4 separate regions of the Homo sapiens genome follow, and regions 1, 2 and 4 are each linked to region 3. A link is a loop called in an ENCODE intact Hi-C map of the cell type or tissue named here. Cell type or tissue: heart left ventricle. All regions are shown on one strand. Each heading gives the region's core, and the rest is flanking DNA. Links, peaks and the distances in the headings are about the cores only. Region 1 overlaps PDE8B (phosphodiesterase 8B). Region 2 holds the start of PDE8B (phosphodiesterase 8B). Region 3 overlaps ZBED3-AS1 (ZBED3 antisense RNA 1). Region 4 overlaps WDR41 (WD repeat domain 41).

What was found. A loop is a pair of places that touch in the nucleus more often than their neighbours do. Peaks named below come from ENCODE experiments on the same cell type or tissue, not always from the same donor. Only the 100,000 strongest peaks of a DNase experiment are listed, where the experiment ranks them.
Region 1: it touches region 3 in a loop (22-fold over the local background); 40 of 110 quality-filtered maps call a loop at or near these places.
Region 2: a loop joins it to region 3, with 2.3 times the contacts of the local background. A loop is called at or near these places in 13 of 110 quality-filtered maps.
Region 4: it touches region 3 in a loop (6-fold over the local background); 40 of 110 quality-filtered maps call a loop at or near these places.

Annotation. Positions count from the first base shown.
Region 1 is chr5:77,236,276-77,241,275 of GRCh38, forward strand. The region is part of intron 1 of PDE8B (phosphodiesterase 8B); the gene reads left to right. Among named protein-coding and RNA genes, the nearest start is that of PDE8B, 28 kb to the left of the region's middle. In heart left ventricle, for the core only: a CTCF peak has its summit at 3,047 (motif pointing left); no DNase peak of the experiment used is centred there.
Region 2 is chr5:77,207,281-77,212,280 of GRCh38, forward strand. PDE8B (phosphodiesterase 8B) reads left to right here and starts at 3,400. Exons shown (of 22, transcript NM_003719.5): 1 at 3,400-3,984. The coding sequence starts at 3,646. In heart left ventricle, for the core only: no CTCF peak of the experiment used is centred there; DNase peaks (open chromatin) are centred at 1,461 and 2,871; H3K4me3 peaks cover 2,051 bases; H3K27me3 peaks cover 1,665 bases.
Region 3 is chr5:77,140,577-77,148,532 of GRCh38, forward strand. ZBED3-AS1 (ZBED3 antisense RNA 1) reads left to right here. Exons shown (of 3, transcript NR_182763.1): 3 at 7,076-7,956. It also overlaps a transcript of PDE8B not described here and the pseudogene HMGB1P35. Among named protein-coding and RNA genes, the nearest start is that of ZBED3, 57 kb to the left of the region's middle. RefSeq lists an enhancer at 3,988-4,282. In heart left ventricle, for the core only: a CTCF peak has its summit at 4,129 (motif pointing right); a DNase peak (open chromatin) is centred at 4,165; H3K27ac peaks cover 324 bases.
Region 4 is chr5:77,434,391-77,439,390 of GRCh38, forward strand. It overlaps WDR41 (WD repeat domain 41), which reads right to left. Exons shown (of 13, transcript NM_018268.4): 10 at 3,850-3,971; 11 at 2,946-3,034; 12 at 1,871-2,004. Among named protein-coding and RNA genes, the nearest start is that of WDR41, 55 kb to the right of the region's middle. In heart left ventricle, for the core only: a CTCF peak has its summit at 3,009 (motif pointing left); no DNase peak of the experiment used is centred there.

The DNA of each region.
Region 1 (5,000 bases), core at 1-5,000, 94 kb after region 3:
TGTAGACACAAATGTGGGAGTCATCAGTGCATAGATGACACTTAAAGCTATGAAACTGGATGGGATCATCAAGTGAGTGAGTATGGATAGAAGAAGAGATCTAAGAACTAGATTAAGACCTGGGGCACCCAGAAGTTAGAGGCTGGGTTGATGAGGAGAAATTCAGTTTCTAAGAATGAGTAGCCACTGAATAGGAGGAAGAAGTGTAGTGACTTTCACTTGAATGCCAAGTGGAAAAAGTGTTTTGAAGAGGAGGAAGTGATTAACTGTGTCACATGCTGCTGATAGTTCAAAAAAGATGAGGACCAATATTGGACCACTGGATTTAGCAACATGGAGGTCATCAGTGAACTTGACCAGGACAGTTTCAGTGTGGTGATGGAGGCAAAATCTTGCCTAGAGTGGTTCAAAGAGAGAATGGGGGAGAGTAAATTTAGATAACTATTTTGAGGAGTTTTTCCACAAAGGAAGGGAAAAAAATGAAATGATATTGGCTGGGAAAGTGTTCTATAATGTCAATTTAGTTCAGTTGGATGATGGTATTGTTTGGTTTTTCTATATTCATGCTTATTTTCTGTCTAATAGTTCTATTAATTACTGAAAGAGACCTCCAACTGTAATTGTGAATTTGTCTATTTTTGCCTTTAGTTTTGTCAGTTTTTGCTTTATGTATTTTGAAGCTCCGTTGTTTGCTAATTGTATATTTAGTATTTTCATGTATGCTTGGTGAATTGACTTTTTTATGATTATGTAATTTCCCTTTTTATCCCTAGTAATTTTCTTTAATCTAAAGTTTACTTAGACAGATATTCCCTTTGTTTGATTAGTATTCACCTGGTTTATTCTTTTCCATTTGATTCTACCTGTATAATTATGTTTGAAGTGAGTTTCTTATAGATAGCATGTAGTTGGGTCATGTGTTTTTAATTCATTCTAACAATTTCTGTCTTTTAATTGATTTATTTAGACCATTTACATTTAATGTCCATACTTTTATTATTTGCTTTATGTTTGCTTCCCCTGTTTTTCATTCCTCTGTTCCATCTTTTCTGCTTTTTCTGGTTTATTCAAACATTTTTTAGTATTCAATTTTAATTTATCTATTGTGTTTTTTACTACATCTCTTTGTGTAGATTTTTTAGTGGTTGCTCTAGGGATTATCACACACACACTTAACTTTTCATAGTGAACTTAGAAACGATATTCTATGTCTTCAAATTATATAAAGAAATCTTCATGTGTGTCTTTTTTATCCAATCTTCTTCATAGTTATTTTATATACTAGTTATATGTACATTGAAAACTCCATTAGGCCATGTCATAAATTTTTCTTTCAACTGTCAAACATACTTTAAAGAATTCAAGAGAAGAATAATCTACTATAGTTACCCAAATATTTACAATCTATTGCTTTTCCTTCATTCGTGATGTTCCAAGTTTTCTCCTAGTATCAATTTCCTTTAATCTGAAAGCTTTTCTTTAGAATTCTTTTAGAGCAGGTCTGTTGACAACTGATTTTTAAGTCTTTTCTGCATTTGAGAATGTCTTTATTTTACCTTAATTCCCTATGAATATTTTCATAAAATATAGAATCCTGAGTGAACAGGTTCCCCCCACCCCAGGACTTTGAAGATGATATTTCACTACCTTCTGTCTCCCATGGTTTCTGGTGAGAAACCTTTAGTCATTTGAATTATGGTCCCCCTGTAAATAGTGTACCATTTTCTTTGGATGCTTTCAAGAATTTTTCATTATCTTTAGTTTTCAGTAGTTTGATTATGTTTCTGGACATGGATTTCTTGGAGTTTATCGTGTTTTGAGTTTGCTAAGTTTCTTAAATATATAGGTTTATGACTTTTGCCACAGTTGGAAATATTCCAACCATTATTTCTTCAAATATTTCTTTGTCTTCTCTTTCTGAAATTCCATGACATGATTTTAAGACCTTTTGTTATTGTTCAGGTTCCTAAGACTCTGTTTTTTTAGTTCAGTCTTTTCTCTTTTGTTCAGATTGGATAATTTGTATTGAATCATGTGCAAAGTTCACTGATTCTTTTCTTCAATCATTCTAACATTGAGCCTATCCAGTTGGTTTTTTATTTTGGTTATTCTATCCTTTAGTCATCAGATTTTCATTTGATTCTTTTTTATATCTTCTATTCTTTGCTGAGACTTTAAATCTTTCCAGTTGGTTCAAGTGTTAACTCTTGCTTATTGGAATTTTTTATAATAATTGCTTAGTCTTTGTCAGATAATTCCAGCATCTTTGTCATTTTTGTGTTGACATCTATATTACTGAGGGCTCTTCATAGAAACAGAACCAATAGGATACACATAGATATACAGAAAGTGGTTTATTACAAGGAATTGGCTCATGTAGTTATGGAGGCAGAGAATTCTCATGATCTGACATCTGCAACCTGGAGGCCTGAGAAATCTGGCAGTGCAGTTCTAGTTCAAATCTGAAGGTCTGAGAACCAGCAGAGTCAATGTGTAAATTCTAGTACGAGTCCAAAGGCCAGAGAACCAGGAGCACTGATGGCCAAGGGCAAGAGAAGATGAATGTGCCAGCTCAAGAAGAGAGAATGAATTTGCCCTTCTTCTGCCCTTTTGTTCTTTTCAGGCCTTCAACAGATTGTATGATGTCCACCCACTTGGTGAAGGTGAATGTCTTTACTCAGTCTACTAATTCAAATGCTAATCTTTCCCAGAAACATCCTTACAGATACACTCAGATATGTTTTAAAAGCTATCTAGGCATCCCTTAGCCCAGTCAAATTGACACATAAAATTAATCATCACAACATCTGTCAATTATCTTGTCCCATGCAAGTTGTAATTTTCCTGGTTCTTATGTCCAGGAATTTTAGATTGATTATAAGACTTTGTATCTTGATTAAATCTTATGGTGAATCTTGATATTTCCGTTTTAGCAGGGAATCAACCCTGTTGGGTTCAGACCACAATTTCTAGTCAGCCTTCTTTTGTGGTTATATCAATTACATTTTTAAAGCCTTTTCAATGCTCTTTGAATATGTCCCATGTGTATGCCACCCAGTGGCCAGTCTGTGACCTGAAAAGTGATCTGTCTCATAATTTAGTTCTCTGTAATGTGCTTTTTAGTGTTAGATCCATATATATGCAGCTTGGAGGTGATGCTAGCAGTACATAAACAACCTATGGCTTCGATTTTCCAAGCACTTCCTTGTTTGCAATCTCTTGGTATTTTCAAGTTCCCTGGGGCTACTGATATCTGGCCACCTTTCTTTTCTCTAATTCTTTGTACAATAAACAACACCAATCTTTTCTCTCCTTTACTGGATAATTTTAGTGTGGAAAATAACATCTAACCTTTCTGAAATCGAAATCCACACTTTTGATGAACATGATCCAATTCCAATCTCTTATGCTTATGTAACTTTAAAACTTTCCACACATCTTTCTAACAAACATGGGCTCCTCTAGCTTTAGCTGTATTGTAAGATCTTAGATGAGGTTAAACACCTTCCTGTTCAGAGCTTTCATTCTTGTAATAACCCAGGCTTGTCTCTCCAGAATGCTCTTCTACTTGGGTGGCTTTTAAAGCATGTTTGTTTATAGCTGCTCCTGGTCCATTATCCCCTGGGAACACAATGTTTTATAGGGGGTCCTTGAGCAGAAAAACACAGCAGCAACCCTAACCCTTCGACGTCAGTCTCTCCAAGTGCATCTAAGTTTAAGTGTTTTGCTTCCTTCATCAGTACTTTTTCTGTGATCCTTCCTTTTCAACAAGCTCTCCAGTAACAGCACAAGACAAAAGTTAAAATGAAGCTTTTTTTTTTTGTATTTCGTTTTAGTCATTCAATTGAGAGTTTTTTGAAAGGGCAATTTAAATTTGTTTTGTTTTGTTTTGTTTTGAGATGGAGTCTCGCTCTATTGCCCAGGCTGGAGTGCGGTGGCGCGATCCCGGCTCACTGCAAGCTCCGCCTCCCGGGTTCACGCCATTCTCCTGCCTCAGCCTTCCGAGTAGCTGGGACTACAGACGCCCGCCACCGCGCCCGGCTACTTTTTTGTATTTTTAGTAGAGACGGGGTTTCACCGTGTTAGCCAGGATGGTCTTGATCTCCTGACCTCGTGATCCGCCCGCCTCGGCCTCCCAAAGTGCTGGGATTACAGGCGTGAGCCACCGCGCCCGGCCAAGGGCAATTTAAATTTTAATTAAAACTCCGAGGTCACAGGAGGTCTCGTAGACAGGATTCTACTCATGTAGAAAGAAAGTAGAAACCATAAGATAACCTAGTGTACATCTGCCTTGTCACCAGTCAGATAATCCTATGCCAACATCTTCTCCATCACTAGGGCTAGCTATTAATATCTTTTCAGTAAAATATGCTATTTAAAGTGTTATACCCACACTAATTATTCAAACACATTCAAATTGAAATTAACTAAGCTGACAATTATTCAGTACCCATTTTATGCAATAAGTGTTGTGAAAGGAAATAAAGAAAGAAAAATACATAACTCTTACCTCCAAGAAGCTTTCTGATTTGCATTTCCATAAAATAAAATTATTTTGTCTTTCAAATACAGGTTTCCAAATACAGAGGGATAAAATGTTGAATTAACCTTTTGAATAATACGTAGTTGCAACTAAGCAGCGTTTTCCTAAATAAGCATGTTTACAAAACTTCCTAGGAAGTGACCAGATTGCTATTCATTTTAGTAACACATAGTGAATTTTTTTAGTGCAAAAATGAGGGATAAAGGAGAAAAAGTGAGACAGTTGCAAACAGGAGTTGCAATCAACAAGGGAGACAGCAGCCAAATGAAAAGAGTTCTTTTTCTAGAGCACTCACTAGTATAGCATTTTTGGAAGAGTGGCTTTTGAATAAAACATCCGGAAAACTGGTTGATACACTTACTGTCAGTTCAGCACGCACACCTCATTGCTTTTCTTCGGCAAGTATTGGGAGTAACTCATCATTATAGTCAAATATGTATTCAAATGCTTTGACTAC
Region 2 (5,000 bases), core at 1-5,000, 65 kb after region 3:
TCTCTAGAGGAATTCTGAAGAGTCATGCCATCTTAGAATTGGAAGGGACCTTATTTGTTCAGGATCTTGCAGTGCCTGTGGGCCATAATTTTACAGTTAGCTCTTATTTAATACTATTATAAAACACACAAGCCATTCAGGTGACCCTGGACATATTGGAGGTTTTGTTTTACAATATGTTTCTGATTTAGTTTACTTTCTTTTGATTTGCTTCTTGGATATTTTCTGTTGCTAAATTTTTCTCCACTTAATTATTTTTTTAATAATGTTGGTCTTTCTGGCCTTATTCTGTAACTTAGGCCTAATTTTTATCAACAGTGTCTGAGCTTGTAGTCTTTGCTGTCACCTGGGATGCATTGAAGTGGTCAGTGGCAATTGGTTCAGAAATCTCTTCTGTGGGTCAGAACTCAGGCTTCAGAACTAAGCTGTGGAAATGATTTCAGTTAAACCATTTCCCCTCCACTTGCACACTTCTGCAAGTTTCAGCAGCCAGATCTGTTCCAGCAATGGGGGCAGGTTGCACATTCCCACTGAGAACACTTGGTGGAGATTATAAGGACACATTATTTTTTTCTTTCACTAAGCCAGAATTGGCAGTTGAAGATGTGTTTGAGCTACTGTCTGCTCTGGGAATGGGAAGAAAACTGTATACCTAGTGCATTTCCCCTTCTATCTTCTATTCCAACAAAGAAGTTGCAGTCAATGAAAGTCACTGGTCCTAATATGAACTGTTCAGTTAACCCACTAAAGCAGCCTAGTCCTATTCACTAGCTACCTTGAGGTCACCTACTCTTTCAAGGCTTAATTATTCTTATTTTTTAATGTAGAAAGTTCAACCTAAATTTGTTTCTGGGTGACTTCTAGCTTCATGATTCAGCTCCTAATGTTCTCCACCAGAAGATTGGTTGTAATTTCTGTTTCATCACAGTCTTCTTGCCTTTCAAAGCCTCAGTGAGTGACTGGTGCTTTTTTCTGGGTGGTTTCATTGCATTCCTAGAGAAAACTCTGAAAAAGTAGACATGTGTCATGAGAATATGCATGGCTGTAAATTTCAGTATGTGAAGGCTGTCATTGATAGCTCCATGAAAGGTAATGACTGAAATGCTATATGCATTATCACAGGTAAGCTTTAGGAATCATTAAACCCTGACTTGAACGTTACATCAGGGACTAGTATAGAGACTAGTGTTTTTGCAATTTAACTCTGATGTTGTTTTCCCAGGTCCTAAATTGTCCTTTGGAAGTAGAGCAGATGGTTGCTATGAGGCTTAGTTTTAAATGAATGACTGTCCCCATATCTCAGTCTCAGCCATTTAATGTGGTGTTCTTACAGGCATGGATGGGACAAGGAAACATGGATCTCAGCAGCCTGGAAGGGAACTGTGGGTGGAGGCTATGATGCCAGGAAAGGACTTACTCCTCCAGCTACTGGGAGTGCTGCCAGCAGAAAGCCCTTGGCTCAGCTGACATCTCCTAGGGGCAGTGCCTCAGCTGAAGAGAGCCACCTTGCCCAAGGTCGCTGAGGTGGCCTGCATGTAAAGACTGGTCCATGCTGGGGTATAAAGGCCCACCAGAACAACTCAGAACCCAGCCCCAACTCAGAACAACTCTGAAGCATCATCCCACCTTCAGAATCCTCCCTGCAGGGATGCCTGAGGCTTGGTCAATTTCTCCCTCTGCTCAAGCTTGCCTCCCTCCATTCCCTCCCTTTATTTCCTCCCACAAATGTTGACTACAAGAGCACTTCCTAAAAAGCCTCCCTCTGCCTGCTAAACACCATCTCAGAATCTGCTTCTAGGAGGACCCAACCTGTGCAGAAATTTTATGAGCAATTTGCCTGTCCATTAAAAAATACAGCATAGACTTTTTCCAGGTTAGCTGGAGATGGAGTTTTTTTGTATCAAAAAAAGAGAGCTAAACTGAGAAGAGAAGCAAAGGTAGAAGAATAAGGTTAGACTCTCCCTGTATAACTGAATTTGGGATTGGGAATGATATCTTGCTTCTCTATGAAATTTAGAAACTGTCTTTTGAAGTCTTCATCCAGTCACATCCAAGAGTGGTCCAGGAAGAAAAAGGAAAATAAGAATGAAAAAAAAACAAAAAACAAACCTTAAAATTGGATACTTCTTTGTGCCTTGCATTAAGCCTCTATGTTACTGCCCTTGTCCGTATAAGCAACTCTAGATAAAATCCTTTCTTAGACCATCTAATTTATCTCCCCGTGCCATTGTGAAAATCGGGCAGGAATTACTGCGGGAACCAGTGACTGAATGGGCAGTGGTGTCTCGCAGCTGTAACTCAGAGTTTACAAGGGAAGGATGAACAGCAGCCATCCTTCTAAAGGCATTCTTCCTCTCCTCCAGCACAGCTCAGTCTGTGCATGCCTCACCAAGGAGAATGAGGGAAGGCCTTGTTGACTGCCCAGCCCAGAGTGTGAGGAACAGCAGTTGACATGGGCGGCTGGACGGGATAGAAACCAGCATGAACATTTAGTGACACCTAAGGAAGAGGTGAAAATGGGGGAGAAAGCCAAGAACCATCAGACAGCTTCTTTCTGTTCTTGCCTTGGATCTTAGGGGAACGTATGTGTTCAAGGGTGCCTTCCTCCGCAGGGCCTCCCATCCCTTGGCACAAACTTCCAAACGATGAGTAGACATGGAATGGGCTTCTTCTGAAGACTGGGTCACCATCCAACTCAGCCTTCGGAGTAGGCGGTGGGGCTGGGGGAAGAGGACGGAACCATGAGGTCTCTCCATCACTTCCCGGGTGTGTTGAGAGGCAAGCAAATGCGGTGGGTGGGCCTGGGCTGTAGGGCCCCTGCCATTTCGGGAGGGGCCTCCTGGTGTTTAGCTCTGGGATGTGTGAAAATGTGTTGGTGAAAAGCGAGAGGCTTACACAGCCCTTCAGGGGAAGAGGGGCTGGGGCGCTGGGGGCGGCGTCGGGATGAGTGCAGAAGAGACGAGGCCTCTGGACAGCGGAGGAGGAGGGGAGGGCGCCGAGGCGCGGTGCCAGCTGCCGCGCACAGGGGCCCCGCGGCGGAGCCGAGCCGCGGGCACGCTCTGCCCTGTCGGGAGAGCTCCGGGAGCGGCGGGAGGGGCGGAGGGGCGCAGTGGGGCCCGGGCGGCTGCGGCCGCGGAGCCGGGGCACCTGAGGAGGAAGGAGGGTGGGAGCGAGGGAGGGAGGGGACGGGCGCAGACCGAAAGTGGGGAAAGAAGGTGCAGGCAGGCGGGCAGGCGGGCGGGCGCCCTGGCCCAGGGCCGCGGGTGCGGGAGCCCGGCGAGGTCGAGCTGGGCGGCGGCGGGGGCCGCGCCGAGGGAGGAGGGGAAGGCGGAGGCGCGGGGAGCGTGTTTGGGGCGCCGCGGCGGGGAGGGTGGCGGCCGCTGGTGCGCGCGGGGCGCTGTGTATGCGCGCTCCCCCGCTCGGGGAGGAAGATGGCCCAAAAGGGAAAGTTGGGGTGACGCGCGCGGTCCCCGGAGGCTCGGCGGGGGGCACCGCGGCCAGCCCGACGGAGCGGCGGACACACAGGCCGGGGGGCGCGCAGTCCGGGCGCCGCCGCGGCCGCCCCCTCACTGCAGGTGGCAGCGGGTGCGCTGGGTCCCGGCGGCCGCGGGCGCGGGCGGGCGCGCGGGGGAGCCCGGCCGAGGGATGGGCTGCGCCCCCAGCATCCATGTCTCGCAGAGCGGCGTGATCTACTGCCGGGACTCGGACGAGTCCAGCTCGCCCCGCCAGACCACCAGCGTGTCGCAGGGCCCGGCGGCACCCCTGCCCGGCCTCTTCGTCCAGACCGACGCCGCCGACGCCATCCCCCCGAGCCGCGCGTCGGGACCCCCCAGCGTAGCCCGCGTCCGCAGGGCCCGCACCGAGCTGGGCAGCGGTAGCAGCGCGGGTTCCGCAGCCCCCGCCGCGACCACCAGCAGGGGCCGGAGGCGCCACTGCTGCAGCAGCGCCGAGGCCGAGACTCAGACCTGCTACACCAGCGTGAAGGTAAATGCCCCGCGCTGGCACACGCCGTGGGGGCCGTCCGCCCCGTCGGCGGGGCTCGCACGGGTAGGGGGCTCCGGCGGAGTTGGGTGACCGTGAGGCGGTTGGTTTGGAGAGGTTGTCACTAAGGAGGAGTTTACTTTTCATTTGTGGAGATGATGGGAGCCCAGGAAATGTGGTCAGAAAAAGGCCCCTGGAGGGGTCCTGGAAGCGTCCTTAGCTGGTCCTGGGGGACTGGGCGGGGAAGGGAGCGCAGAAGGAAGCAGGTGGGCTGGCCTGTTCCTCCTTGAGGGCAGGAAGGCTGTGGCTTGGTTTATGCAGGAAGAGGGGTGGGGACCATTGAGAGCATTCGGTGGCCAGTCCTGTTGAATGAAATCTGAGCACTGAGCTGGATTTGCGTGCCTTGTAGGTGACTGGTGCAGTTGCAGCACCAGGATAGATAGTGCCCCATATTCCGATTTTTACCTGGGATTACCAGCCAGGCTGGAGTCTCAGCACAGGAACCGAGCGTAGGGATTTGTGAATGAATGAGTGTTCGTGTTTTAAGAGATGTGGGAACGGAGCAGAGTGGAACCTGTTGTTTGTCACTGTAACGTTTCTCTGGGTTGGCTGCATCCTAGACAGAATTGAGAGAACCGGGCCATGAGTTCGGAGTGTCAGCAGAGCCACCGTGAGGGGACGTGGTTTCCAGTGCAGTACAGCTGTCTGAGGATGATTCTGCACATACAACTGATCTTCCCAGAGAGTGGGATTTTGAGGAAGTGGAAAAAATTGTTTAGATGGTTAAAGCAGTCGCTAAATATTTATTTCTTAAAGACAGAAGAAAAATAATTATTTAAATAGTGTCCTCCCGTATGTTCTCAAAGTACCGTTAAATCCAAGAGGCTTTTCATTGTGTAAATCTGGGCACTGGGTCTTTTTTCCTTTCAGCAAACAAGATAACAATGGCATATCCTATTGTACAGAGAGAAAAAAATACTCCTAATGTCAGATAGAATCACAGCCTTTACCTGGTCAAT
Region 3 (7,956 bases), core at 1,825-6,824:
CTATTGACTCCAATAGGAATGGCACCAGGTTCAAGAGGCCAAAGAAGAGACCTGGAGCCAGCAAATGAGACATAAGATTTGATTTGGGGGAACTTATGTACAGGGATGGACTAGTGGCAGTGGGCTGGATAAGAGAACCACAACTGCTTTCCAAAAGCCTGCAGTTTATACAGCACCTTCACTCAGCACCCTCTCTCCAGCAACATCCACATGGCAACCCCCATTTCCTAGGCTAAGTTATTGCTGTCAGATGTGTTTGCCATACAGGCTGCTGTACAGAGTATGCTTAAGTTATTGCTGTCAGGTACATCCACCGTATATATACATACACATGTACGTATATATACACATACATGTATGTGTGTGTGTACATATTTGTACTCATATACATGTGTATATATAGATATATAAAAAAATTTTCTCTGTGTTTCCCTGTAACAGTAACTGAAGAGGGAATTCTTCTATATAATCTCAGTCCACTATATTGCTAGAAGTTCTCTTCTCTATACTTTTGAGATATGAATTTTACCTTTCAATATTCTAAAATTATAACAAAGCTATAAATTTTGGGAATTGGTATATGTTTGTTTTTAGAAAAATTGTTAGAAACATAATAGCAATGGGATGCTTTAACATGCTACCTTGAACCTTTACCAAATCAAGAGAGTAAAAATTAAGCACAAAAGAGGGATCTAATACTATAAACAAGGTAGATTTAATACATATGTATCAAACATAGTAACCTAGAAGCAATGAATATACATTTTCTGGTGCTCATTTAACATTAACGACCTTCAAGAAGGCTTTAAACAGCAACAGATAGAGTTGAGTTGCTTTGGCCTATTGCTAAAGGCATCTAACCCACCTGCTTTGTGGGAGGTCATCTGCTTTGAATCTCAACTGTATCCAAGTCAGATTTAAACTCTATGGGGCATTGGAATTGTCCTCTGAATCATCTCCAACTCTGCAGGATACATAATAGCACCACTTTGTTGTTCTGGAATTTAAAGACAGGGTCTTATTCAACTTTGGCTATTTTTGTGCAGTCCATGGATCCTTGAAACAGGACATTCTACTTTACCAATATCTGACTCATAGAAGACCTATCTATATACCTACCAGGTGGCTACTACCCAGTAACTCCTACCGCCAATACCATGACATTTGTTTTGAAAACCTTAGCTTATTGCAATATTGCTTATAATTATGAAACCTTAGAAACAACTGAAATGCCTATCAAAGAGAGAATTTATAAATAAAATGTAACATATTCACGTTCTATTTTGATATGAATTACCATAATATTCTATTAGGATATGAATTGTTATAATGGCCATTAGAAGGAATGGATTGTTCCCATATATAACATAATATATCCATGTATAAAGTATCTATATAATACCAACACGTAACATAATGTAAAGAAAAGAGATTCATGGAATAAAATGTGCATGTCATTGATATAAATTTTAAAAACACAGAAATAATACATTATATTAAGACTATATATGTATGTAAAATTATTACCAGTGGACTGATTTGGATATACACTAAATTCATGCTACTTGCTTCTGGAGGTTGCAGTAAAGAACTGGAACTGTGTCTGGGGATGTCACTTTTATCTGTTTTATTTAGTTCATTTTTTATAAACAATCCTTGAGGCAAATATGAGCTGTTAATAAATGCCAATTAGTCTTTTTGCATATTGGTTGCATTTCTCTTTTTTACAACTTTATTGAGTATAATTGATGTACACTAAACTGCACTTATTTAAAGTACACAATGTGATAAGTTTTGACAAGTGTACGTACCCATGGAATCTTTACCACAATCAACATTTGTTTCCTCCCACAGTTTTCTCAGGCCCTTTTGTAATCCATTTTTTGCTTAAACAATTTGTTTTCTATCACTATAGATTAGTTTTATATAAATGGCATCCTACAGTATGTACTCTTCTGGTGGCAGGGGGTTGTCTATCTGCCTTAATTCAGTAATTTCTCAAGATAAAAACAATTTTAAAAATCTTGGAACTGCTGAAAACAATCTGGGGCATATAATCTGTGATTCAGAAAGGGGGAAAGGAGGGAATCTGTGGAAAGCAGGTACCATTTGGGATAGATTCCCAAGCAGGAAGAATAAGCACACTTATTATAATGGCTTCCACATTCCCCAAATTATTCCCTTCATGTAATCTTTTTTTTTTTTTAATTTTGTGGCAGTGCCTGAAACTGCACAGATGAGAGTCTTTTGGATAAGTAAGCTACTCATTTAAAAACAGACGCTTTGCTCAGAATTTACTCAATGGCAGCTGGTTCAAGGAAAGCTTGTCATCCTAACCCTCTCCCAAACTTAGCTTCATTAAGGAAATGTGTGTTTGGATCATAAGAGAGAGGAGCTAAGATGTATTGAGGCATGGAGAGTTGGGGACTGTGGGAAGATCTGAGTGAGGCAGCACCCTAGGAGACTTCGGGGAACCCTAGGATATCGGGAACCAGAACCCAAGGAGGTGGGGAGGGCCAGAAAAGAATGTGAGAAGACACCCAAAGTTAATAGCCATCCCTTTCCTAATGTTCCCTATGTGCGGCTCCCTGATGAGAAACTGGAGGAAGAGATTCCCATCATCTTGCGTCTTCTATTCTCAACATCGGAGAACTCCTGTTCTTGAAATTCAACCTGATATCATTATTGCTCTGTGGATTAAACTGGCTCTTGTTTGCTAGGCTCAGAGTCCAAATACAAGATATAACATTGTTTTTATGGAAAAATGTGCCCAAATACCAAATAATTGATCTACAAAGAAAGTTTTGAAATGTAACCTGTTATACGCCAGGGATTTCTTACATGTGTAGATCTTTGTAACAATGAGCTATGTTATAATGGAAATATTTTCACAGATATAATTCTTAATCTATAGCCAATATCAGTCATTAAAACATACTGTTCAGTCTTGGGGCCCATAAGTGGAAGATGTTATGGAGAAATTGGAAAGGAGCCAGGGGAGACAAAGTAACTGATGAAAGGTTTTGAAAAATAGCCCTTTAGGGAAATGTCTACATTCATTCAGAGGAGAGAGGTGTATCAGTCTTCAAACTATAAAACGATGTTACATTATTGACATCAAGTCTTTTTTCTTCTTGTCCACAGAGGGCAATATTAGAGGAAATGAGTTTAAACAGCAGCAGAGGGGATTTAGGCTAGTCAGATGTCCCCAGCTTGAAGATGAGAGGTGCATTCTCAAGCTCCCAAGCCTCAATCTCATAAGGGAGTGGTCCTTCTTGAGGGATTTTTTTTTTTTTTTTTTTTTTTTAGCGCTCTGATCAGTGGCAGTCCAAGTTCACACAGCCCTGGTCTGCTTGAAGTTGTTTGCATACATCAGTATTTGGGAAACTAAGTTCGGTCCAAGAACAGAAAATGTTTCCTGGCTACATGGAGGGTAAAGCAAACGTGAAGTTGCCTCATACGAGAAGAATCCAGACATGAGAAATCTCAGCCTTTGGTCCATTATTTTGTAAATCTGCTCAAAAGAGCATGGATTCACAAGAGAAGTGTCCAGGAGGAGGGTAGTGTCAGCCCCACTGCTCTGTGGGGCAGTAGGACCACATCTCAGGCACTGGGTCCAGGTCTTGGCAGTCAGGATGTCTCCAGGGGCTGTTGAGAAATTGGAGTGCCTCCAGAGGGGAGCAATGGGGACAGAAGAATCTGGAAACTGGGTCAAAGAAGGAGCAGTTGAATGAACAACGTGTGTTGGCCTGAAGAAGATAAGTTGCAGCGGGGACAAGAAGCTGTTTTCAAAGTTTTCAAAGATTTGAAGTGCTGTCAGGTGGAAGAGCAGTGAAAATTGCGTGGCTCCAAACGGTAAATACAGGACCAATGAGTACGAGTCATAGGGACGGTGTCCGCTGAAAAGAAGGAAGCATTTTATAATCATTAAAGATGTTCAAAGTAGGTGGTGATACTTGGTTATATAGGAAATGTTTGTATGAAGACTAGATATATATAAAAATGTTGGAGGAAGAATTTTTGAGCTTTTTTTTTTTGTCTCACCAAGCAAATGAAACTTTTTGGAGAGAGATGACCTAGCAAAAGATTTTTTCTCTTGGTGATCAGGAAAGGCAGTCTTTGCAGACCGAACCACTAGAGGGAGTCAGGGCAGCAGCGTTGCAAGGCCGCCGTCCATTCTCTTCACCGAAGCAGCAACTGATAGCCAGGCCTGGCTCTCAGGTTCTAAGTTCCCCTGATTTCAATATCACCCCCATGAATCTTTCTGGAATGTTTACATCTGATTAAATTCTTCAATGTCTGAGAGGCCTCTGTGTGTAGAGAGGCACAATCACTGCTATTTGTAGTCTGCTTACATCTTTATTAATTATTTAATAAACAGTATTCTCCTAAAAATTCAAATACTCCCTAAACGACTAAAAATGAAAACTTATGCATTTAACAAATGTGACATTTTCCAAATATCTAAATATTAGTTTATAAACTAATTGATTATCCTAAATATATGTAATATATAGTGTATAATATATATATACTTCTAAAATCACAAATATCCTATATCTAAGTCTTTTAAATGCTACAAATGCCTTAAAAGCAGAAACACACAAATGAATCATCACAATGATACATATACAAAGTGATGAAATATAGCTAAAAAGATTTCCAAGCAAAGTGTTGAAGGTACCACCTGGTTTCTTCTTGGTGCTTATAGTAAAATGCAAGAGGAGAGTGATAAATCGAGGGAAGAACTGTTAAACAAAAAGGAATCAAAGATGATTCTGAAAATTCTCAGTCTCTCCAGATGGCAAAAGATGTTAAAATTAAGAAATCACTTTTGAGCTTGTGGCATAGAGATAAGTCCTGGCCTAGAGAAAAAGCTAAGTAGTGATTGTACAAGCTTTTGTTAAAATCTCAGGAAGATTAAGGGATCAGAGTAGTATTCAGTCATACAAAGGGCCCTCTCCAGAGATTAATGGTGTATCTCACAGAACCTCTCAAATAATAGGACCTTTTGGAAGCTTAATTGAGTTATCTTTCAACCATCTCAGCAGGAACTCAAGGTAGAAGGGGGCCTAGCTCAAAAAGAACCTTGGATGTGGCCTTTATGTAAAGGGAAATTTACTGGAGACCCACAAAGTATTTAAGAAAAGTATTTCAGCAAAAACACTGCCAACTTAAACTGAAAGGGACGGAAAGAGTACAAAATGAAAGGAGGCTGTTAGATCTCCAAAATTCTACTGGCAGGAAGCAGAATGATAAAACTACTCAGCTGCAAACATGTGCTACTTTTCATGAAAAAAGGAAAGATGACTCAGAGGGTGGAACCAAGAGCTATGGTGAATTATTCCCAGCCCTTGAAATCTAATCAAAGAATTCTGACTGAAGTTTGCTAGGCTGGGTTTTAAAACTGCTTTGGACTGTAACTCCTTTTTATCTTCCATTGCCCACCTCTCCTTCTCTTTTTAACTAGAAATGTCTATAACTATTTTACTATATTCATTCCTTCATTGTGCATTAGGAGCAAGACGATTTGTCTTTAGTTTTATAGATTGAGAGGAACTACGCTCAAGGAGCCTCATGCATACCTGGACCTGATTTAAATGATGAGATGCTGGACTTCAAGCAGATGCTGTAATGATATGAGGTTCTCAGGGACCTTGGGAAATAGTAAATGTATTTTGTGTGTGAGAGGGACACAAATCATTGGAGGCCAAAAGGGTGAACTGAGGACAGATGCTAGGGTAGCTCCCACAATCCCCACCTCCTGGTTTCACCCTTGTGGGATCTCGCCATGAGTGTGGATGGAACCTGTGATTTGCTTCTAACTAGTAGAATTTGGCAAAAAATGATGAGATATATGTGATTATGTTTACATGATTATATTATATAAGATTCTGAGTACATTGAGCTGCATAGAGAGAGCACGGGGGCAAGTGAGAGCCAGGTGGGTACTGGAAAGCTCTGTGCCTCACTGAGGAAAAATAACTAAACATGGGCAAAAGAGATCCATGGAACCTGAGAGGCAAGGTGTTATTATATGCATTCTTTGGCAAACTTGTCAGGAGGCGCATAAGAAGAAGCACCCAGATGGTTCAGTCAACTTCTCAGTTTTCTAGGAAGTGCTCAGAGAGGTGCAAGACCATGTCTGCTAAAGAGAAAGGGAAATTTGAAGACATGGCAAAGGCGAACAAGGCTCGTTATGAAAGACAGATGAAAACCTATATCCCTCCTAAAGATCCCCTTTAGGACGAAAAAGTAGTTCAAGGATCCCAATGCACCCAAGAGGCATTCTTTGGCTGTTTTCTTGTTCTGTTCTGAGTATTGCCCGAAAATCAAAGGAGAACATCCTGGCCTATCCATTGGTGAGTTGTAAAGAAATTGGAAGAGATGTGGAAGGGCACTGCCTCAGATGATAAGCAGCCTTATGAAAAGAAGGCTGTGAAGCTGAAGGAAAAATATGAAAAGGATATTGCCTCATACTGAGCTAAAGGAAAGCCTGATGCAGCAAAAAAGGGAGTTGTCACGGCTAAAAAAAGCAAAAAAAGGAAGAAGAGGAAGATGAAGATGATGATGATGATGATAATGAGTAAGTTGGTTCTAGCACAGTTTTTTTTCTTGTCTAGAAAGCATTTAAACCCCCTGTTTACAACTCCTTTTAAAGAAAGACATTGAGATGTAAGGCTGTGTAACATTTGTTTTTAAACTGCACAGTGTCTTTTTTGTATAGTTAACACACTACTGAATGTGGCTTTAGATAGCCCTGTCCTGGTGTATTTTCAATGGGCACTAACCTTGCCTGATACAGTATGGGGGTTGTAAACTGGCAAGGAAATTTAAAGCAGGTTCTTCTTAGTGCACAGCACAAATTAGTTATACATGGGGATGGTAGATTTTTTATTTTCACTTGTCTCTGATGCAGCTTATATGAAATAATTGTTGTTTTGTTAACTGAATACCACTCTGTAATTGCAAAAAAAAAAGTGGCAGCTGTTTTGTTGACATTCTGAATTCTGAATGCTTCTAAGTAAATACAATTTTTTTATTAGTAAAAAAATGTTCTAATCCATCTTTCCAGGAGATTCTCTCTCCCTTGCTGTCTTTGAAAAAGCAAGTTGCCATGTGAAGAGGGCCATATAGCATAGGAGCTGAAGGCAGCCTCCAACTGACGGCAAGAAAATGAGGTCCTCAGTCTGACAACCTGCAAGAAACTGAATGTTCTAAAAGCCACATGAGCTTGGGAGCAGATCTGACCCCAGCCAAATCTCTGAAGTCCGCAGGCAGGAAATGAAGATCAGAAAAAGGCTATTGTCTCATGAATATGAGCCAGACTCCACAGAAGCTGGAGTCCTTCATTATGGAGCTAAACACATACACCTGGCTTAGGAGTCAGAAAAACTGAAAGAGAATTCAGGGAAGTAGAGAAATTGCAAGCCCAGATGCTGCTTCATACCAAAGAAGCAAGTCAGCAGGTCAGCAACAATGTGTATCAGTTCCAAAATGACTTACACAGGTACCAAGACAAGACATTATATACACTTATATAGTCAAATACTTTAAAACTGTTAACAAACTTGCTACAATTGTCTCATTTGTCTTTTAACCTTAATATCACAGATCAAGTTTGTAATCTCAAAAGTTCACCCTGGCTGCTGTGTGGAGTATTCTCTTATCTGCTCATATTACACTGTGCTTATTCATTCATCAGTTAATGGAAATTTGGGTTGTTTCCTGATTTTGACTGTAATGAATAATGTTGCTGTAAACATTCATGTACAGTTTTGTGTGGACATGCTTTTCTTTCTCTTGGGTAGGTTCCTATGAGTGGAATCACTAGATTGTATGGTAAATGTATGTTTAACTTTTAAAGAAACTGTCAAACTGTTTTCTAACATGAACGGGCCATTTTACGTTCTTATCAACAATATATGATGGTTTCAATTTTCCCACATCCTCACC
Region 4 (5,000 bases), core at 1-5,000, 290 kb after region 3:
GGAGTGAAGGGAGGAAACATGGGAGCAGAATTCCTTCGGAAACTGGAAAACACAAAATTCAGTACACAGGTAGAGGGGTTGCGCCAGTAGAGCAAGGATGAAAATAGAAATGAGGACCAGCCTGGCCAACATGGTGACACCCCATCTCTACTAAAAGTACAAAAATTAGCTGGGCGTGGTGGCGGGCACCTGTAATCCCAGCTACTTGGGAGACTGAGGCAGGAGAATTGCTTAAACCTGGGAGGCGGAGAGTACAGTGACCCAAGACTGCACTCCAGCCTGGGCAACAGAGTGAGATGCTGTCTCAAAGAAAAAAAAAGAAATGAGGAAATTCAGGTGACACTGCAAAGATAGCCTAGATTTTATCAACGAAGCTGGAGATGCTTTTTAAAAGTGTTCAGGTCTCAACACTTTCACTCAGGAAAATTCCTAAGAAGCTGACACTGTTTTATAGAATGAGAAATGTGCCACATTCAAACACATTTTGAATGTCTTTTACATGGGGTTTTCCCTACCATCTAAAAACCTTTTTAATGAGTTCCTACTATTTAAAAAATAAAGTCCAAACTCCTCAGCCTTACATTCAAGGACATCCATAATCTGACCCCAAACCACGTTCCCAGGCTTTATCCCCTACTAGTGTCTGTTCACAGGAACCCAGCGCTCCGGCCTAGCCAAGGTGCTCCTTGCCACCACGTAAATGCTATCTTTGCCCTTCTGCCTACCACAGTCCATGCTCACCTCCCAACCATAAACACAAAGTTAAAAACTGAGCTACTTGTTAGAGGAAAGCAAAGATAACTATGACACTGTACCCCAACATCAAGGAGCTTATGATGACAAGGCTATATACTCATCCTACTAAACTTCAAGGTTCAGCTCAAGTGTCAAGTCCTATATCCTCTAACCATTTACAAGATTCAGCAAGAAATGTTTCTTCTGAGTCACTGCTGCTTACTTGGGTCCATCAAATGCAGCCTAGGGTAACAGCCTATTAGGTCTATACCCCTTCTCTCCACTCAAGGGTAAGATCCATGAGGGCAAGGACTGTTTTCATCTCTCTCTGTAAACTCCAGCAGCCAGTGTTTAGCACAGTGCCTGAAATACAGGAAATGCTCACTAACAAGGATGCTGCCGCTGCTCCTCCTAAGCATGAATGCCCTTTCAAATGAAAAGAAATTTTTTGTTCTTTGGCTATGAAACAGGGAAGAACAATTTAAGAAATTCCTTAGGGCCCTGATTACACTGTTATTAGTTCTCACAGCTAATCTGTTACCTCAACTGATCTTATTCCTTCACTACAGGCAATGATGCCTGCAGCAAATATTAATGTATCTGGATTTCTACATGTTAAAAGCTTACGCATTTCATAATTTTCAACTAAAACTTTCATATTTGCACAATGAAAATCAAGGCATAGGTTTCATTAAAGCTAACAAACTATTATCCTTCAAAGGCAGGAGAAACAGGACTCTGTTCATGAATTTGATAAAGGCCCCTGGAATTCGATTCTGTTAAGGCTTTAACTGTATACACATATAACCACAACCCTTCATGCATCCTCTGTTTACTGTTGTCATATAGTCAACATTATTCACACTGCCCTTACTGTCAGCTATCTCCAGCTCCTAAATAATGGTGATTAAGACCATTCTTAAAAGCAATGCATTCCTTGTTTCCTCAAATCATATATCCGGAAAGGGAGACCCTAACTGCACATACTATAGCCTATCCCATTCCATGTTCAGATCTGACAAACACCTACAGATATAAGAAAAAGTATATGCCTTTATGAGATCAACTGAAAGAAAAGAGCAATGAAATGCAAAAGCAGGAGTTGCTTGGACATTCTGTGGCTAAACAGCAATACCTCCACAGATGATGAGTGTCCAATCAAATCTCCAATAAGCTCCAGTGAACATGAAGTAGCATTTTCTTGCTGCTTTTTAACAGGTTGGCTGGCTTGTTTGCTGACTCTTCCAAATCCCCACATGTTAAAAAAACCTAGAAAAAGAATCATTTCCAAAATTACTGTGCTCTGTACTTACAATAACATGAGATCAGAAAAACAAAATTTAAATGTGAAGAGGTTCCAGACTTATTTTAGTCAAGGGCTAAGTGGACAGTACCTGAGCACCGTGCTAGGGTTTTGTGAATATGTTATTTCATCTTTCTTAGCTAACCAGGTCTGTTCTTCATCTCTTTTTATTGCCCCTAGTCACCCACTGGTGCAGGTATATTAACAAAAAGACACTTGGAATAAAACAGGACAGAAACAAAGCTTGAATGGCAGTGTCTAACTGTCAAGGGAAAAAAGGGCAAAACTCAGATCAACAAACAAGGCATAGGGGAAAAGCTGTATATGTATGTGCAAAAGCAACACCCCAGGACTTCAGGAAGTCAAAAGGACCAGAAACAACTAGGTACCAGCATCTGATTTCTTGTGCAAAGGTTGGTAACTAATTTATTCAACCCTTCAGAGTTTTGTTTTTCAAACTAAACACCTGGAAGTCAAGAGCTCATAAAATTATGATATAAGCACACAAGGAAAAGTATGTTTTCCCATAAATTAAGTTCAACATCAAGGGTAAAGAACACTTTGGTTTGACATCTGACGGTACAAATTTTGTGTATCAGTCAGAATTATAGACAATATAAATGAATACTTCATTAGGCCATTTGGTCATTCAGATTACCAGAAAGTAAGTTTTCCCTCAAAACAAGAAAATCTCTATCTTACTTGAAATGAAGTGGCAGTTCTACATTAGGGCAGTATTAAGCTGTAAATCCTAGATCTCAATTACCATATGCTTTCTATAAACATCTGATGCCTATTTGGAGCATTTCTATATTATTTTAGTGGTTTCACATAATTGTCCTTCTCCTGCCTTTCACGTGAGAAAAAAGGAGAGAAAAAGACTACCTTTTTGAGAGAAGACACACACCTGTTGGTACAGGCTCAGCTGCAAGCTGCTGTTTTTCTCTTAACTCCCAAATGCGTACACTGCCATCTTCTGAGCATGAGATTAACTGCCTGTCAGAACAGAAAATCAGTAATACAAAAAGAGCGCACCACTGAGGGCCAATGCTAAATTTGCAGTGAAAGAAATCAGTGGAGCCCTCAACTGCTTTTATTCAGCTCTTAGCAGGAACTGACAAAAATCACAATTTAGCATGACGTTACAACGCAAACTAAAAGCACCCTTTAGGAAAGCCACATGTTACTCGTTACATTAGCTCAAATGCTATAAATTGATTCTCTCCATTTAAAAAAATGCCCTTGGGAAAACAGTGTGAATTATACTTCACAATGTCCTAAGCAGCCCCCTTCCCTCCTCTTGCTACCTCTCTTCTCTGGGTGCTTCACTATAAAAATATCCTGCATAGAAAATAATGATAGTCCCTGTCCATATGTTCGTCCCTAGAAGCTCAGCAGCAAATCTACCCTGACAGGAAACCACTCACTTAGTAGCCTCACACAACAAGGAGACCAGCAACCATTTGATTCTGGCCATAAACAAAAAGAAGGTAGGTTTATGAGAAATATAAAAATTGGTACAATGTAAGTGGCCCCAAAGTCGTTTATGTTGTTAAATACCAAATTTTAAATCATCTCTTCTTAACAATGAAATTCAATGTAATTCATTTGCACCTTGCTTCTTGTAAATTCTGTAATATACTGCCACATACCCTTCTGTTAGAGACAGCCCTCAGGCATTCTCCATTTCCAAAAGAACACAGCAGGTCAAGCCATGAAGCCAGGTAACTTGGCCACTTGAGAAATTACACTGGTAGCCCTGGGAACTGTGACTTGCTTTCATCTATTGCAGAACAGATGGGAACTTGTACCTGTTTGGAAGTCTGGCAACGTGCAGGACATTGGAGTCATGTGCAGTTTTCTGGCAGGCAATCACACGCTTCATTTGAAGGCTATACACGTATAAACCCCTTCCAACTGCAGCAAATACATTCTAGGGGAAGAAGTTCAGAAATGGGCATAAAACTAGCACTCACCCTTCCTAGTGTAATGGATTTCCAGCCCTCATGTGACATCAGAAAGCCACCATTACCTTTCCCATTCCTAGCCTTTAGCCCAAATTACAGTACTAATCTCTGAAACCCCAAAATGTCAAAGCACTAAAGAAAGCTCTGAGCATTTAGAAGGTAGGACACAACCACTAATGCAGAGAAAGGTAGGTCTGCATAGTATATCCCTTAGCGCCACTTCTTCCTCACTGAAATATATCTAGAGAAAAGCTATAGCTAGCAGCCTGGCCCTGCAGTGGAAGCTGTTGAGGGATAACCTGAGTTTTCATTTAAATAACACTATATCCTTGGGAAAATTACCTAGCTTCTTCTGCCTGAAAAATGCAAGCAAAATTACTTGCATTCCACATCTTAAGCAATCAGGAGACCTACAAGTGATACAAAAAAGCACGGCTACAGTGGCATTATCATCATGCAATCCTCTGAAGGTTTCAAAAAACATTTTTCCAAATGTACTATTAGAAATAAATACCTTTTTACTAAAACAACTTTAATCTTTTGAAAGCATTTTCACTAATACTTATCTCACTTCAGCCTCACAACATCGTGTTAAGAAAGGCAAGCATCATTGCCATTTTCCAGATAAGGAATTTAAAATTAAAGAGATTAAAGTCACACAAGAAATGAAACATGGAGTCAATATTAGAATCAAGGTCATGTTACTCCAGTCCCTTGCTCATTCCTCACGTGACTCACATGCAGTAGTAGCCTTTGAAATTTTTGCAAGCACCTGTCCTAGAATCATCCATTCTTACTCAATAGATATCCCCATGAGGCAGACCTTTCAAATATCCCTACATATTGCCTTCTTGTTTTCACCAGAGATTCTGGGCTCTCCAACCTTTCTCACACAGCCTCCAAGACTACAAACTCAACTCAGACCTATAGTAACTGAACCAAAGCATGCCCCCAAGGCTTGCTGGAATCTTAAATCTTGAATGATCCCCTTGACT